Linked DNA regions of Homo sapiens: region 2 is linked to region 1. A link is a loop called in an ENCODE intact Hi-C map of the cell type or tissue named here. Cell type or tissue: B cell. All regions are shown on one strand. Each heading gives the region's core, and the rest is flanking DNA. Links, peaks and the distances in the headings are about the cores only. Region 1 overlaps CIC (capicua transcriptional repressor). Region 2 has its middle 31 kb from the start of POU2F2-AS2.

Region 1 (5,309 bases), core at 1-4,000:
TAATCCCAGCACTTTGGGAGGCCGAGGCGGGCGGATCATGAAGTCAGGAGATCGAGACCATCCTGGCTAACACGGTGAAACCCCGTCTCTAATAAAAATACAAAAAATTAGCCGGGCATGATGGTGGGTGCCCGTAGTCCCAGCTACTTGGGAGGCTGAGGCAGGAGAATGGCGTGAACCTGGGAGGCGGAGCTTGCAGTGAGTCGAGATCGCGCCACTGCACTCCAGTCTGGGCGACAGAGCAAGACTCTGTCTCAAAAAAAAAAAAAAAAGAAAACGAAAGAGGGTAAAACCCAGAAGTCTCTTGCTAAATGAGGGCTAGGATGTGATATTTAGGAACTACCCTCCCACCCTCCCCACTTGCCCATCCCTAGTGTTTTCTGCAGCTGGAAACTTCATGGTGGTGGGTGGAGGACAGGTTGGCACAGAGAACAAGATACTCAAATGCTTGTTTCCTTACTACGCCTCGTGTTCCTGCTCAGGGCCTGCTTCCGCGAGGCCAACATCCCAACCCACTTCGGGAGAAGAACCGACAGGTGAACGAGCTGGTACGGGCGGCACTGGCTGGCCACCCTCGGGCCCACTTCCTAGATGCCGACCCTGGCTTTGTGCACTCAGATGGCACCATCAGCCATCATGACATGTATGATTACCTGCATCTGAGCCGCCTGGGCTACACACCTGTTTGCCGGGCTCTGCACTCCCTGCTTCTGCGTCTGCTGGCCCAAGACCAGGGCCAAGGTGCTCCCCTGCTGGAGCCCGCACCCTAAGCATCCTGCTGCCTTCCCACAACATTAAACTCTCCTTCCTCAGTGTGCTGTTTCCTGCTTTATGGTCGAACCTGTCTGGGTATCTGGGTACCACCATTAGTCCTTATCCTGATCTGTGACCCTGCAGTTCTGCAAGGTGTTTTTTGTGTGAGACAGGGTCTCTCTCCGTCACCCAGGCTAGAGTACAGTGGTGAGACCACAGCCCACTGCAACTTCAACCTCCCAGGCTCAAGTGATCCACCCACCTCAGCCTCCTGAATAGCTGCTACTATAAGCATGTGCCACTAGGTCCAGCTTATTGTATTTTTTGTAGAGAAGTGGTTTTGCCATGTTGCCCAGGCTGATCTGACTCCTGAGCTCAAGCAATCCACCTGCCTCGGCCTCCCAGGGTGCTGGCATTACAGACATGAGCCACCATGCCTGGCTGTGGTTCTATTTCTGCCCAGGGCAGGTATCACTGATCCATTAAGGCACTGTGATTCTTGTGGTTAGGTTAATTTCCACTATCACAATAGTGTGCTTCAGGCAGGCGTTACCAATCAGTAAACACTAGTTAAGACCAGCTTTCCAGCACTATCCTACAGGACCAAGCTCAGGCAAGAATTCTGGGAACATAGTGACCCAGTGCATATGCGGTTGCCCTGGCTGGAACTTCCTGGTGCTCCATCTCTAGCTTAGATGCCACTTCTGTGGAGGTGTCCTGACCCTCCCACTCCTAGTTGTCATCCCTCCACACAGGGTGTAGGTATCTTGTCACCTCAGGTGGGCACTGTGTCCACATGCTGAGCAGGAGGGGTGTCACCCAGGGGAGGTTCCTTCAAGCCCAGTTGCAGTGCAGGCCCAGGCCACATGGGGGCAGCAGGGGTCACACTGAGGACCAAGGGTATTCCAGGTAGACTAGGCTCCCTCCCACCCACTGCCACCTCTGGGCTAGGACCTCTTGGGACCTGTTTCCTGAGTACGAATGACCCCAGAGCCAGTGAGGGTAAACCATCCAGTGGCATCTTGCCTCAGGCCTTCCCCAAACTCACGCAGTCCAATGGCTGAGAACAGGGCCAGCAGGCATTGAGGCTCCCGGAGCGCACAGGCTCCTAAACTGGAGAGGGGCCATCTGGTCCACAGCAAGTCAGGGACCTGGCCTATGGGGTTCCTCTGAAGTTGGGGGCAGTGGTACTGGAATTGTTGCCCCCACCTCATGGAAAGCCTACCGCTCCATGACAACTCAGGACAGGACTGGTACAACCAACAGCCCTCCCTGTTAAGAGCCTACAGCCACACAGGTGTGTTAAACAGCTTTAATCTCGCTCATTGCGGCTTCTCGGCACAGTAAGAAATATTGCACATGATCAACATGTTTTGTTCTGGGGAAGGGGGCAAGGGCAGGGGGAATCACCTTCTTAGAAAGTACAACCCAAGTTGGGAGGGCAGAGGGGGTGAGGAGAAAACCCTCCCCGTGCCTGTGGCAAAGTGCAGGAGCCCCCACCCCCAAACTAACCTGAGTCCAGCCCCTCTGGGGAAAAAAGGGGTGCATGAACTCCCCCTATTCCACAGGCGCCTCCCTGTGGCCCAAGGCCTGCACCACCCTCCAGCTTGCAGCCCTCACAGGAGCCATTTTGCATAAAGTGAAAAGCTCTGAAGGTCACACGCTCCAGGTTATGTACAGGGGCTTGGAGGAGGGAGACTGCCCCTGCAGCCCCTCAGCTGCCCCCCAGCACCGGGAGGGAGCTTCGAGGGAAGGGGGTATTTACAAGAGGAGCAGGCCTCATTCCGCCCCAAACTGGAGAGGACGAAATGGCTTTACCCGGGAGGAGATAACCTTCCTGCCCCCACATACTGTCCATGTCCTGAGGGGGTACTATAAGTCCTGGCATCTTCTCAGGGGTCCCTCACCTGCCTGTGGCAGCTGTGGAGGGACCTGGGGGTGGGGGGGAGGGCTGGGGAGCCCCCTCCCAGCCAGGCTGTCCAGGCCCCGACTCTGGGGGTGGAGGCAGTGGCGGGGCAGCCTGGGCCGTGCCAGAGTCCGAGCTGGGTGAGGTGGGGTCAGGGCCCCCTGCGGGGCTGGGAGTGGGGGCAGGGGCAGCAGCGGTGCCAGTGGGGGGCGGTACAGGGAGAGGAGCCTCAGCTCCAGGGGGCTGCTCCGTGGGAGTGGCAGCCTGCATGATCTTCTGGCGCACCTCACGGATCTTCAACTGCAGACAAACCTTGGAGGGAAAGATGTCTGCATAGCGGGCCTGGAAGGCGGCTGTGGCCTGGGCTGGAGATAGAAAAACGGTGGGGAGCACAGGATGAGATGTACAGATAAGTCCCACCCGAGTGACCCCAAGACTCCGAGACAGGCTCACCTGACGGGAAGAAGCCATGGTCCTGAAAGAGCTGCATGACCAGGGCCCGGCGCTGGTCCAGGGTGCGCCGCAGGGAGGAGTATGGCACCTTGTCATACTCTAGCTCCCCAAGCACGTCCTCGGCTTCTGTACCTGTGCAGGGCACAGGCAGCATGGCAAGGCTGCAGCAGCGGCAGGGCCTTCCTGCCACCGTCTGAGTGCCCACCCAAGCCCTCACTGCATTCTATTTCACAGGGGAGTCAGAGAGGGGTCCTGCCCACAGTCACAGGGCAACCTAGGGGCCTGCCAGACTCCAGAACCCACCACTGACAGGCTGTGCTTCCTCCCAGCCTGGATGGACCCACCCTACCTCTCTCACTCTCTAACCGCCTTCCAGAGACCCACTCCTCTTGCAGGTCCCCAGGCCCCCAAAGTTCTGCCCACCACGGCACCTGTACGGTCAAAGGTGAAGATGTCCCCCTCGCACTTGGCACTCTTGGGGGTGTTGGGCTCCGAGCTGCAGCTGGAGCGTCTTCTCATCTTGCGCTTGGGCGAGGTGGGGTCCTCGGGTGCTGAATCCAGGTCTGGCCAAACAGAAGCAGACTCAGTGCAGGTGGCCCCAGTCTGCCCTCCACCTAAGGACCCTGGGTGCCCAATGCTCGCCTACCCGTGGAGTTCTTCCTCTTCTTGCGGTAAGAGCCCAGGATGGCCCGGGGTGAGGTGGCCAGAGACTGCAGGGTGGGGGAGGGCAGCACCTCCTCAGGCCGAAACTCAGGCAACTCAGCAAAGCGCTCTTCGAAGTCCACTTCTGACAGGACCCTGCTGGAGGGCCGGCAGGGTCACCTCCCCCGCCTCAGCCTGCAGCTGCTCCCACTCCCGCCACCCTAACACGCTCCACCAAGGCCCCAGCCCATGCTCACTTGTCCACAGAGTCAAAGGTCTTCTTCAGGGGCGGGGGCCGCACCTTCACCTTCTTGCCAGTACCAGCCGCCTCCTTGCGCTCCGGGGTGTCCCCGGCTGCCCGCCCACTGCTGCTCTCGCTGCTGCCACCAGGGGCTACAGCTGGAGCTGGGGCCGGGCTGGGAGGAGTGGGAGGCTCCCCACGATTCTCCAGGCCCTGCCCAGGGACGCGCCAGTCTGAAGATGAGCTGGGGAATTTGCTGGCCTGGGGTGGAGATGGGCAGGGAGATGGCGAACACTGAGCTCAGACTCTGGGGCAAAGGCCAGAAACAAAGAGTTGGATCTGAGCCCGCCCAGCAGACCCCTTGAGAAGGCTGTCACACGGCCTCAGGAAGGCCAAGACAGGGGCCTCAGATGGGAGAGGAGACAACACAGGCAGGCAGAAGGGACAGAGGGGACCCTTTAACCTGAGAGACACACAGGCATGGAAAGAAGAGTAGGACAGAAAAGCAAAGACGTCAATGGAGAGGCACAGCCAAGTGGCAGTGGGAGCCCCACGGCCTGCAGGCGCTCACCATGGTCTCAGGGCCCTTGGCGCTGGTCCGCTCCTCAGCAGGTGGGGGCAGTGGGGGGCTGCTCCGGGCCGTGGGAGTCCAGGTCTCTGGCAGGGGTGGAGGGGCTGGTGGTGTGGGCTGCCCCTCAAGCTCAGACTCTGGGGCAGTTGGCTCTCGGACTGGGCCAGGCTCCAGAGGCTGCCGGGGTGCAGGGCCAGGCCGCCCAGAGGCACCTGCCTCAAAGGACCCCACGGGAATGCTGGCGATGGCTGCCTTCACTTTCTGGGGGGCCTTCGGGCTGGGCCGCTGGGCCTTGGGGGCCACTAAGCTGTAGGTCATGGAACCTGCTAGTGGGGAGAAAATTGTTTGCTGAGCCAGGCCTGACTGGAGCCCATCCCCTGGGTCCCCCAACTCACTCTGCTCTGGGTTGATCTGACACCTACCTGTGGCGCTGGGGAAAGGGCTAGTCGGGGCTGGGGTGGCAGTGGCAGGGGCTGGCGGGCCCTTGGGCAGAATGGTGGCTGCAGGTGGGGTTGTGCTGGTGGCCACAGTGTAGACCAGGCTTGGGGGGGCCTGGGATGGCTGGGCCAGGGGTGCTGAGGAGGTGGGTGCAGGGCTGCCAGAGTAAAATGCTGTTATGACAGGACCTCCGGGGGCTGCACAGGCAGGCGGCAGCTGGGGACTGGGCACAGGTGACACGCCCACCTGACCGGGAGCCAGCAGTGGGGCTTGGCCTGCTGAAAGACAGAGAAGAAGAAGCAGGA
Region 2 (9,464 bases), core at 2,159-6,158, 110 kb after region 1:
TGACCTCAGGTGATCCACCCACCTCGGCCTCCCAAAGTGTTGGGATTACAGGCGTGAGCCTCTGCACCCGGCCCTTTTTTTCTTTTTTTTTTTTTGGAGACAAGGTCTCACTCTGTCACCCAGGTTGCAGTGCAGTGGCACCGTTTCAGCTCACTGCAACCTCTGCCTCCCAGACTTAGGTGATCCTCCCACCTCAGCCTCCTGAGTATCTGGGACCACAGGCACGCACCACCACGCCTGGCTAATTTTTTGTATTTTTGGTAGAGACGGGGTTTCACTATGTTGCCCAGGCTGGTCTCGAACTCCTGAGCTCAAGCGATCTGCCTGCCTTGGTCTCCGAAAGTGCCGGGATTATAGGCATGAGCCACTGCACCAGGCCATAGTCTTTTATAACCTAATCTCAGAAGTAATATCCCATCACTTTTGCCACATTCTATTCATGAGAAGTGAGTCACTTTTGAAATGAAATATAGAATGATTTAAAAAAGTCAAAAGGTTCAGCCCACGTTCAAGCAGAGGGCACCACACGAGGACATGAGTATCAGGAGGCAGGGGTCACTGGGACCTCTTAGGGGTGGCCTACCACAGCCTCCATAATGAAGCAGGCTCATGGTTCTCTTCTCTTCTCCCTGACAGCTTCTTCTGTGGTCCATTTAGGGACTTCATTTCTCTGCCCACCTGTTTTTTTTTTTTTTTTTTTGTGATGGAGTCTCGCTCTGTCGGTCAGACCGGAATGCAGTGGCATGATCTCGGCTCACTGCAACCTCCACCTCTGGGTTCAAGCTATTCTCCCTACCTCAGCCTCCCAAGTAGCTTGGATTACAGGCGCCCACCACCATGCCCAGCTAATTTTTGTAGTTTTAGTAGAGATGGGGTTTCACCATGTTTGCCAGGCTGATCTCAAACTCCTGATCTCAGGTGATCTGCCTGCCTTGGCCTCCCGAAGTGCTAGGATTACAAGCTTGAGCCACCTCACCTGGCCTGTTTTTTTTTTTTTTTTTTTTTGAGACAGAGTCTCACCTAGGCTGGAGTGCACAATCTCAGCTCACTGTAGCCTCCACCTCCTGGGTTCAAGTGATTCTCCTGTTTCGGCTTCAGCCTCCTGAGTAACTGGGATTACAGGCACCCTCCACCACGCCCGACTAATTTTTTGTATTTTTAGTAGAGACGGGGTTTCGCCATGTTGGCCAGGCTGGTGTTGAACTCCTGACCTCAGGTGATCCGCCCGCCTCGGCCTCCCAAAATGCTGGGATTACAGGCGTGAACCACTGCACCTGACCTCTGCCCACCTTTGAAATGTGGCACTTCTCCTGGGCTCTTTTCTGGGCTTAGAGCTCTTCACATTCGGCGTATTCTTCTTGAGGGACATCATCGACTCGTGATTTCAGCTATCAACTCTATGCTAATGATGTCCAGATCTTCAGCCCAGAGACCTCTCTCTATGACACTGCACACAACTGTATCCCAATATAGACTGAAGAACTAATATAACTCTTTGCTGGATCCAGGACATGTCTCATAGGCACCTCAGATATAAGAGGTTCAAGAAAGAACTTTGTCGAATAAGTTCTGTGCCTCCTCCTATTTTCTCCTGTCTCAATGAATGTCACCTCCATCCATCCGGGCATCCAAGTGAGAAACGTGGGCATCATCCTTGGCACCACCCTCTCCCTGACGCTCATATCCAAACATAAAGCCCTGCTGACTTGAGTTACCTCCGGGTTTTTTAAACCTGTTGCCTCCTTCATGTCCCTGATACCAATGTCAATACTGGCCATTAGCATCTCTTGCCTAGGCTATTGCAATAGCTTCCTGGTTTTTCCTGCTTTCATTCTTGTCCTCTCAGATTCATATTCTCAAAAATGCAAAGCTGCTCTTGATGAAAACCCATCAGCGGCTCCCCATGGCCTCCTAGATCAAAAGATACTTAATGATTGGGCCCCATCTAGCCTCTCCAGCAGCATTTTTCTCTTATGGTTTATGCTTTAGCAATCCCAACTGCCTCCCTGCACACAACCTACTCTTCCTCACCTGTGTGCTCTTGTTCATGCTTCCCTCCAATTTTAATGACTCCTTCAGAAGGACTATTTCCCCTTTAAAATTCTTTTTTTGTTTTTGTTTTTGTTTGAGATGGAGTCTCGCTCTGTCCAGCCAGGGTAGCCTGGCTGGAGTGCCGTGGCGCAATCTCGGCTCACTGCAAGCTCTGCCTCCCGGGTTCACACCATTCTCCTGCTTCAGCCTCCCAAGTAGCTGGGACTACAGACGCCCGCCACCACACCCGGCTAATTTTTTTTTTTGTATTTTCAGTAGAGATGGGGTTTCACTGTGTTAGCCAGGATGGTCTCAATCTCCTGACCTCATGATCCACCCGCCTCGGCGTCCCAGTCCCCTTTAAAATTCAAGAAAATGCCGGGTGTAGTTGTGCGCACCTATAGTCCCAGCTACTGGGGCGGCCGAGGCAGGAGGATAACATGAGCCCAGGAGTTCGAGTGTGCAGTGAGCCATAATAGTGCCACTGCACTCCAACCTGGGCAACAGAGTGAAACGGCATCTCAAAAATAAGTAAAATTCAATTTTCCCAGTCTAGTTTTGTGTCCTAGCACACTATAGTGTTGTGATTTATATATGCATTTGTGTCTCTTACTGGACCGTGAGCTTTCTTGATGGCAGGAATTGTGTCCTATTCCCCTTTGTGTCCCCGGTACCTTCTATGGAGGTCATACAAGTATAGATACTCAAGCTGTGTGTATTGGATGGATGAATGGATGAACTGGAGGTTTACATTAACATATGATTTTAAGTTGGTTCTTGGAGTCAAATAGAAGTTAGCCAGGGGGACAAGAGTGAGAAGGGCATTCCAGTTATAGGGAACTGCAAGTACAAAGGCCAAGAGGTTAAGGGCAGATTCAAGGAAGTGGTGGTGGTTTGGTGTGGTTGCAGTACAGGATGCATAGTGGTGCTCCCTGTAGAGGGAGGGGAGCCAGTTACTGTGAAGGGTCTGAAAAGCTGACTAAGGAGTTTGGCTTTTGTCCTGTGTGCAACAGGAAGTAAGAGTTTGAAGCAGGGGAGTGATTTGATCAGAGCCATATTGTAGAAACATTACCCCAGTAGCCAGTGTGGAGGATAGACTAGAAAGGGGGCAAGAGGGGAGACTGGGAGGCCAGGTAGTAAGGAGATTCATGGGCCAAGCAGGAGATGTGGAGGCCTGAACTAGGACACTGGGAGCAGGGAAGAGAGGAGGAGATGGATTTGAGAAATACTCGGTTGAACTCTATGAAATTCCCATTTTGTAAGAAAAAGCTGGGTGATATTGTCAATTTCATATGGTTTAAAATTTTAATATTAATGAAGTAAATGAACTGGATGGGATTTCAATCCTGATTGGATGTGAATATGAGGAAGAGGAAGGTGTCAAGGACAGGGACAATTTTTCTGACTTGAATGCTAGATTGGATGGAGTATCACCATGGGGAGTGGGAACCAAGGTCTAGGGGCATGGTAGAGAAGATGACATGATTAGATTAGACATGTTGATTTTGAGGTATTTTTGGAACCTCTAGGAGGTGGCTGGGTATCCTGATGTGAAGCTTAGGAGAGAGGGCTAAACTGGAGACAAATTTAGGGATTACCAGCATAGAGAAAGCAGTTGTGGGAGGGGATGATTCACCCTGGGAGAGCAGCCCAGACAGAGCTGGAGAACCAAGAGAGTGAGGTTTCTTAGATGCCAAGAGGATTTTGAAAAGATATTTGTGGCTGCATGCTGCAGAGGAGAGTCAGATAGGACTGAAAAGTGCTTGTAGGATTTAGCAAGGAGGAGACTGTCAGGGACAAGGGTGTGTCTTGGGGGGCAGTAGTGGGAGTGCCTTGGACTGGCCTCTGGAAGGGCATGCTGGGCCTGGACTTGGAGGTGTCCCTTCGTCCTTAGTCATGCATCACTTCAGCCACCAGGGGGCAGTGGCCACATGGAATCCAGGTTGGAGGGATTCACTGGGGCCCACAAACTCTTGGAGATGTGGGCAGGGTTGGGGGATAGGTCCAGAGCAGAGGCTGCTTCCTAATGGAGAGAGACATCCCCATGTGAAAAGAGCAGGGAGGAAGTTCTGGGAAGGGCGGCAGGAAGGAGACCTTTCTGTGGGGCAGACAGGAGGCCAATTAGAAATCCCCAGTCTTGGCCCAGAGCGGTGGCTCATGCCTGTAATCTTGGCACTTTGGGAGATCAAGGCCAGTAGATCGCTTAAGCCGAGGAGTTCAAGACCAGGCTGTGCAACATGGCAAAAACCTGTCTCTACCACAAAATACAAAAATTAGCAGGTTGTGGTGGTGCACGCCTGTCGTCCCAGCTACTCAGGAGGTTGAGGCAGGAGAAGGTCGAGGTGGCAGTGAGTTGTGATTGTGCCACTGCACTCCAGCCTGGATGACAGAGGGAGGAGAGAGACCCTGTCTCAAAAAAAAAAAAAAAAAAAAAATCCCCAGTCGTGTCTCATAGTTTCCTTCTCTCTGGGCCTTTTCAGGTGCAGGTGGGTTTTATTCAACATGGTACTTCGAATAGCAATGGATTTGTATTTTGAACCCTGATTTTCTTTGCACTCACTTCTTGATAGTCTTACTCTCCATTCTGTGTTCAAAACATAGTGAACTTTTTTCAGTTCTCACCTGCTTCCATGTGAAAGCTCTTCTTCCATGGGAACGCTTTCTCCATCCTGCCTCCTGTTTATCCTTCAGGTCTTATCTCAGGCATCACCTCTTCTCAGAAGCCTTCCGTCACTGCCCCATCCACCTCCTCTTGGCTCCCATAGAGCCCTATCTTGAGTCTTGAATATTCTGGCTGGTAATTATTTATTTATTTATTTGCAATCAGCTTTATTGTGATATAATTTGCATGCAATAAAATTCACCAGTTGTAAATGTACAGTTTAATGAGTTTACACACACACACAGTTGTGTAACCACCACCACAATCATGTTACAAAACATTTCCATTACCCTAAAAAGTTCCCTCCGGCGCCTTTGCTGTCAGTCCCCTCCTTCCACTGCAGCCCTTTTCAACCACTCATTTGCTTTTCCGTCACAGTAGTTTTGCTGTCTAGAATTTCATGTAAATGGAATCCTACAGTGTGTGGTCTTCTGCATCTCTCACTTTGGTTTTGAGGTACTTCTGTGTTGCTGTGTGTATCAGTAACTGTGTATTTATTGTTCATTCCCTCCCCCACCAACAACTTCAGATGAGGGTCTCTATGAGGGCAGAGTTGTGTCTCATTTGCATTTGTTTCTTCAGCTTACAGCATAGTGCTAATTCGTGATAGTATTCAGTATGCATGTCTTAAATGGAACCAAACTGAATGCTTGGGGAGAGTCAGCCTGGGAGAGCTTCTGAACCCGGGTGTGCATAAGGCAGGACCCATCTGCAAGATGCCTCATGGCCTTTTCATCCCACTCCAGCTGCTCCTCCATTTACTTTGGCTGGTTCTGCTCAGCAGGCCCTCACTTCTCTGCCCTTCTCTAACCTGCTTCCCTTTACCTGGTCTTCGATTCCCCGCTTGTGGTCTCAGGGCCCTGCTCCATTGCCTGCTCCAGCCTCCTCCTGGTCTTTGGAAGTCTCCACACCACTGAGCCCTGGCCTCCCTGAGCCTGCAAGTCTCTCCACTCCTCCTCCTGCCTGTCCCAGGACCCTACCCACTTCAGATGACTCCACATCTCAGTCCAGCTCTGCATACCTCTCTGTCTGTGCCTCCGGGTCCCTGTCTCTGGGCCCCTTCTAGGATGATGGAGACAGCTGGCTGCCCCATCCTAGGGAGCTAGGTTGTGATTCCTCTTCCTTTCTCTCTTTTGCTTCACCTTCATCCTCCGACTCGAACACCTTCCCATAGGAGGCCACTGGGGCAACCTCTAAATTTCATTCAGACCAGAAAAGCCTCTGTCTGTTTCTTATTTCTTTCCCTTCGGTCTTTATCTCCTTCTCCCATCTCCTTTCTCCTCTCCCCAGTCCCCTTCACTCTTCCTGATACCCTCACTCTGCTCTGCTCACCATTCACCTCCCTTCCTCCTCCTAGCTTCCTCTTTTCTCTCACACCCATTCTCCTCCTGTCCTTGTTCTCTTCCTTGCTCCCGCACCACATCTCCCTCTGCCTGTGTCCTCAGGGCCTCCTCCCTTCCTTCCATACATCCAGTTCCAGTTCCAGGTCTCTCTCTCTCTCTCTCTCTCTCTCTCTCTCTCTCTCTTTTGAGACAGAGTCTTGCTCTATCGCCCAGGGCAGTGCAGTGGAACAATCTTGGCTTACTGCAACCTCTGCCTCCTGAGTTCAAGTGATTCTTGTGCCTCAGCCTCCTGAATAACAGGTCTCTTCTTTTTGCTCCTTGTCCTTGCACCACTTTTTTCCTTCTCCCCAGTTTCTTCCCTTCCTGCTTTGTGTGCCTTCGTTTCCCTTATCTTACACCCTTTATCCTCAGAGATTATAAGGGAGCCCCAAGACTTGTAACCAAGACACCAAGATGTACACACACGCACACACATGGCCACAGATGCGCGAACAAATGTTTCATTAATGAACAAATGCATCTATCTAAAGGTATGTTCAAGGCCGGGAGTGTTGGCTCACGCCTGTAATCCCAGCACTTTGGGAGGCCGAGGTGGGTGGACCACCAGGTCAGGAGTTTGAGTCCAGCTTGACCAACATGGTGAAACCCCGTCTCTACTAAAAAATACAAAAATTAGCTGGGCATGGTGGCATGCGCCTGTAATCCCAGCTACTCGGGAGGCTGAGGCAGGAGAATAGCTTGAACCCGGGAGGCAGAGGTTGCAGAGAGCCGAGATTGTGCCACTGCAGTCCAGCCTGAGTGACAAAGCAAGGCTCTGTCTCTAAATAAATAAATAAATAAATAAATAAATAAATGTATGTTCAGACGCACACACTCAATTAAGGTCATCCATAGCTTGCAATGTTTTGTACTTAGTATACATCAGGTACTATTATTTGTATACATGTTTCTGAAAGATGAACAGGCAGAATGAGGAGGGAATAAGAGCTGAGCTCATTCGTACAGGAAGAGCCATGTACATGCACACCTGTACCCAGAGATGGCCCTCACTCAGACATGCACACACACACATTCCTCAGAGGAATCTGGTACTTCTGGAATTATGCTATTTCAGAAGCAGAGAGAGCACACATGTTTTTGCTGTGTTGTGTACAGTGTATGGTGTACGTCTTTGCATGTGCCTGGTGTGTATACATGTGCTGCATCAGCCTTCGTGGAATCATGACTCGGGGCTGGGCGGAGCCCTAGAAATCAGTTAGGACAACCTGCATGTGCGGATTGCTTAAGTCTCCTATTGGATCTGACTTTTGTAAGTCCATGAGGGATGTCAGCTTCTGCTTAATATGGATATTCTGGATAATTAAGATACCAATCATGCATAGGTTGTGGACCACAGACTCTTAACATACTGGCAAGTAAGCATATGATATGGACTTAGCACATATCAAACCAAGTTTTTTGGATCCTTAAAATTGGTGCTTTAGCCTGGGGAACATATGGAGACCTCATCTCTGCTTAAAAAAAAAAAAAATAGATGGGTGTGGTGGTGCATGCCTGTAGTCCCAGCTACTTGGGAGGCTGAGGCAAGAGGGGATTGCTTGAGCCCAGGAGTTTGAGGCTACAGTGAGCCATGATCACGCTGCGGCACTCCAGCCTGGGTGACAGAGGGAGACCCTGTCTCAAAACAAACAAACAAACAAACAGACAAACATTGGTGCTGTGTGCTTAGTGTATACTCACTGTATACACAATTATTATGTACTTGGTCATTCTTAGGAAGGATGACCGCCCCCCACCCCACCCATGTACTGGTCCTTGTAGGTGCCAGGGCCAAGGCAGGGAACAGGACATCCTTGGTCTCTGCCCTGTCCCTGCTTCCCTTCTAGTAGGTACTCAGGCTGTCCATAGCTCCTCCTAGGTCTATTGTACACGTACAGATGGAGGGACCTGGGAGTCTGCTGGGTAGATTCATTGCAGGGTCCAGTATTCCTTGTTGCTCCTTCCAGAATGGATAGTGTGTGGGTTGTCATTATATACACCCTTTTTTGAGTTCTCTCCTCACTATTGGGACCCCATGTGCCTTTGTATGCAAGCGGAGTGGGTGTTTCTTATGTTCAGTTTTGTTATGTGCCTTTGTGGATCACCAGAACCTGCTCATGGGTGTCTCTTATGTTCACACTAGCTAAGTCTATTAGGTTGGTGTGCCAGCTTTGTAGGCATGGGGGATAGGGTACTTCCTGCATTCATTTATGTTGTGCCCACACAGTATGGGTCCCAGGGAGGCTGGTTGGTAGGTGGCTATGGGGTGGTTCCGTGTCCACTATGTTCATGCCCTGTAGGCCCATGTGCCTAGTTTGTGTGCAGTTGGAGTGGGCGTTTCCTGTATTTATTTGTGTTGTGAACACACTGTGTGGATCCCAGGAGTCTGCTCTGTATGGGGGTATTAAGTGGTCCCATGTCCATTATGCATCTGCTGCATAAGACCCAAATACCTACTTTGTATGGACAGAGGGTAGTATTCCTTGCATTTATTTGTGTTGCGCACACAGTGCGGGTCCCAGGAGGCTGCTCCGTACAGGGAGTAGTAGGTAGTTCTGTGTCTATTATGCACACGCTGCACAGGTCCTGGGTACTTACTTTGTACGCCCACGGGGTAGGTGTTTCCTATATTTATTTATGTTACGCACTTCCAGTGTAGGTCTTGGGAGCGTTCTCCATACACGTGGGCAGTTGGTGATTCTCGTGTTTCTCACACACACATGAGGGTCCCGCGTGTCCACTCAGTATGCATGGGGTAGCCTTGCTGGTAACAAAGCGAAGGGCGGTTGCAGCTGCTAAGCCAAGACCGCGCAGCGCGTGCCTGCGTCCTCCTCCTCCTCCTCCCTTTCCCTCCCTGCCTTCCCCCTCCTGTTCCCTCCCTCTCACACCCCCTCCCAGGTCTGGGTACCACTTGCAACCCTATCCTCCTCTTTGCACCACTGCACCCCCGCCTGCAGGGGGCGGGAGCCATGCACCCTCCCAAGACCCTGTGCCCACCTTCCCCTGGTCGGAGCCCCTTCACCCTTGGCCTTCCTTTCCTTCCTCCCTGTCTCCAAGCCATAATGTGCCTGGCACAGGGGAGGTGCTTGGTGACTGGGCACTGCCCTCCTCTCTTTCTTCCCCTCCTCTCCCTTCCCCACTCCTCTCCTTTCTGCTGTTCTTCCCTCCCCTCCTGTCTGCCCTTTCCCCCTTGGTGCTTCCCTGGACCCTCTTGTCACCTTCCTACTTTCTGCTTTCACCCCAGCCTGTCCCTTCCTCCTTTACCTGGGCTCTGTCTCTGCCCCCCATCCCCAGCCTTGTCTACCAGACCTCATTCTCTATTTCTGACTCTCCATTTGTCTCTTCTTGTCTCTGTCTCGCATCTCTCTGTGGATCTCTGTCCAACTGAA

Evidence for each region. Hi-C counts contacts between places; a loop is a spot of excess contacts. Peaks named below come from ENCODE experiments on the same cell type or tissue, not always from the same donor. Only the 100,000 strongest peaks of a DNase experiment are listed, where the experiment ranks them.
Region 2: a loop joins it to region 1, with 3 times the contacts of the local background. A loop is called at or near these places in 11 of 110 quality-filtered maps.

The regions. Positions count from the first base shown.
Region 1 is chr19:42,292,539-42,297,847 of GRCh38, reverse strand. CIC (capicua transcriptional repressor) reads right to left here. Exons shown (of 21, transcript NM_001386298.1): 15 at 4,989-5,282; 16 at 4,567-4,892; 17 at 4,012-4,256; 18 at 3,759-3,913; 19 at 3,544-3,675; 20 at 3,113-3,244; 21 at 2,052-3,024. The coding sequence ends at 2,657. It overlaps PAFAH1B3 (platelet activating factor acetylhydrolase 1b catalytic subunit 3), which reads left to right. Exons shown (of 5, transcript NM_002573.4): 5 at 483-813. The coding sequence ends at 770. Among named protein-coding and RNA genes, the nearest start is that of PRR19, 6.9 kb to the left of the region's middle. RefSeq lists an enhancer at 2,030-2,099. In B cell, for the core only: CTCF peaks have their summits at 1,407 and 1,614 (motif pointing right); a DNase peak (open chromatin) is centred at 1,617.
Region 2 is chr19:42,178,998-42,188,461 of GRCh38, reverse strand. It overlaps a transcript of POU2F2 not described here. Among named protein-coding and RNA genes, the nearest start is that of POU2F2-AS2, 31 kb to the right of the region's middle. In B cell, for the core only: CTCF peaks have their summits at 3,747 and 3,947 (motif pointing right); DNase peaks (open chromatin) are centred at 2,993, 3,951 and 6,141; H3K27ac peaks cover 278 bases.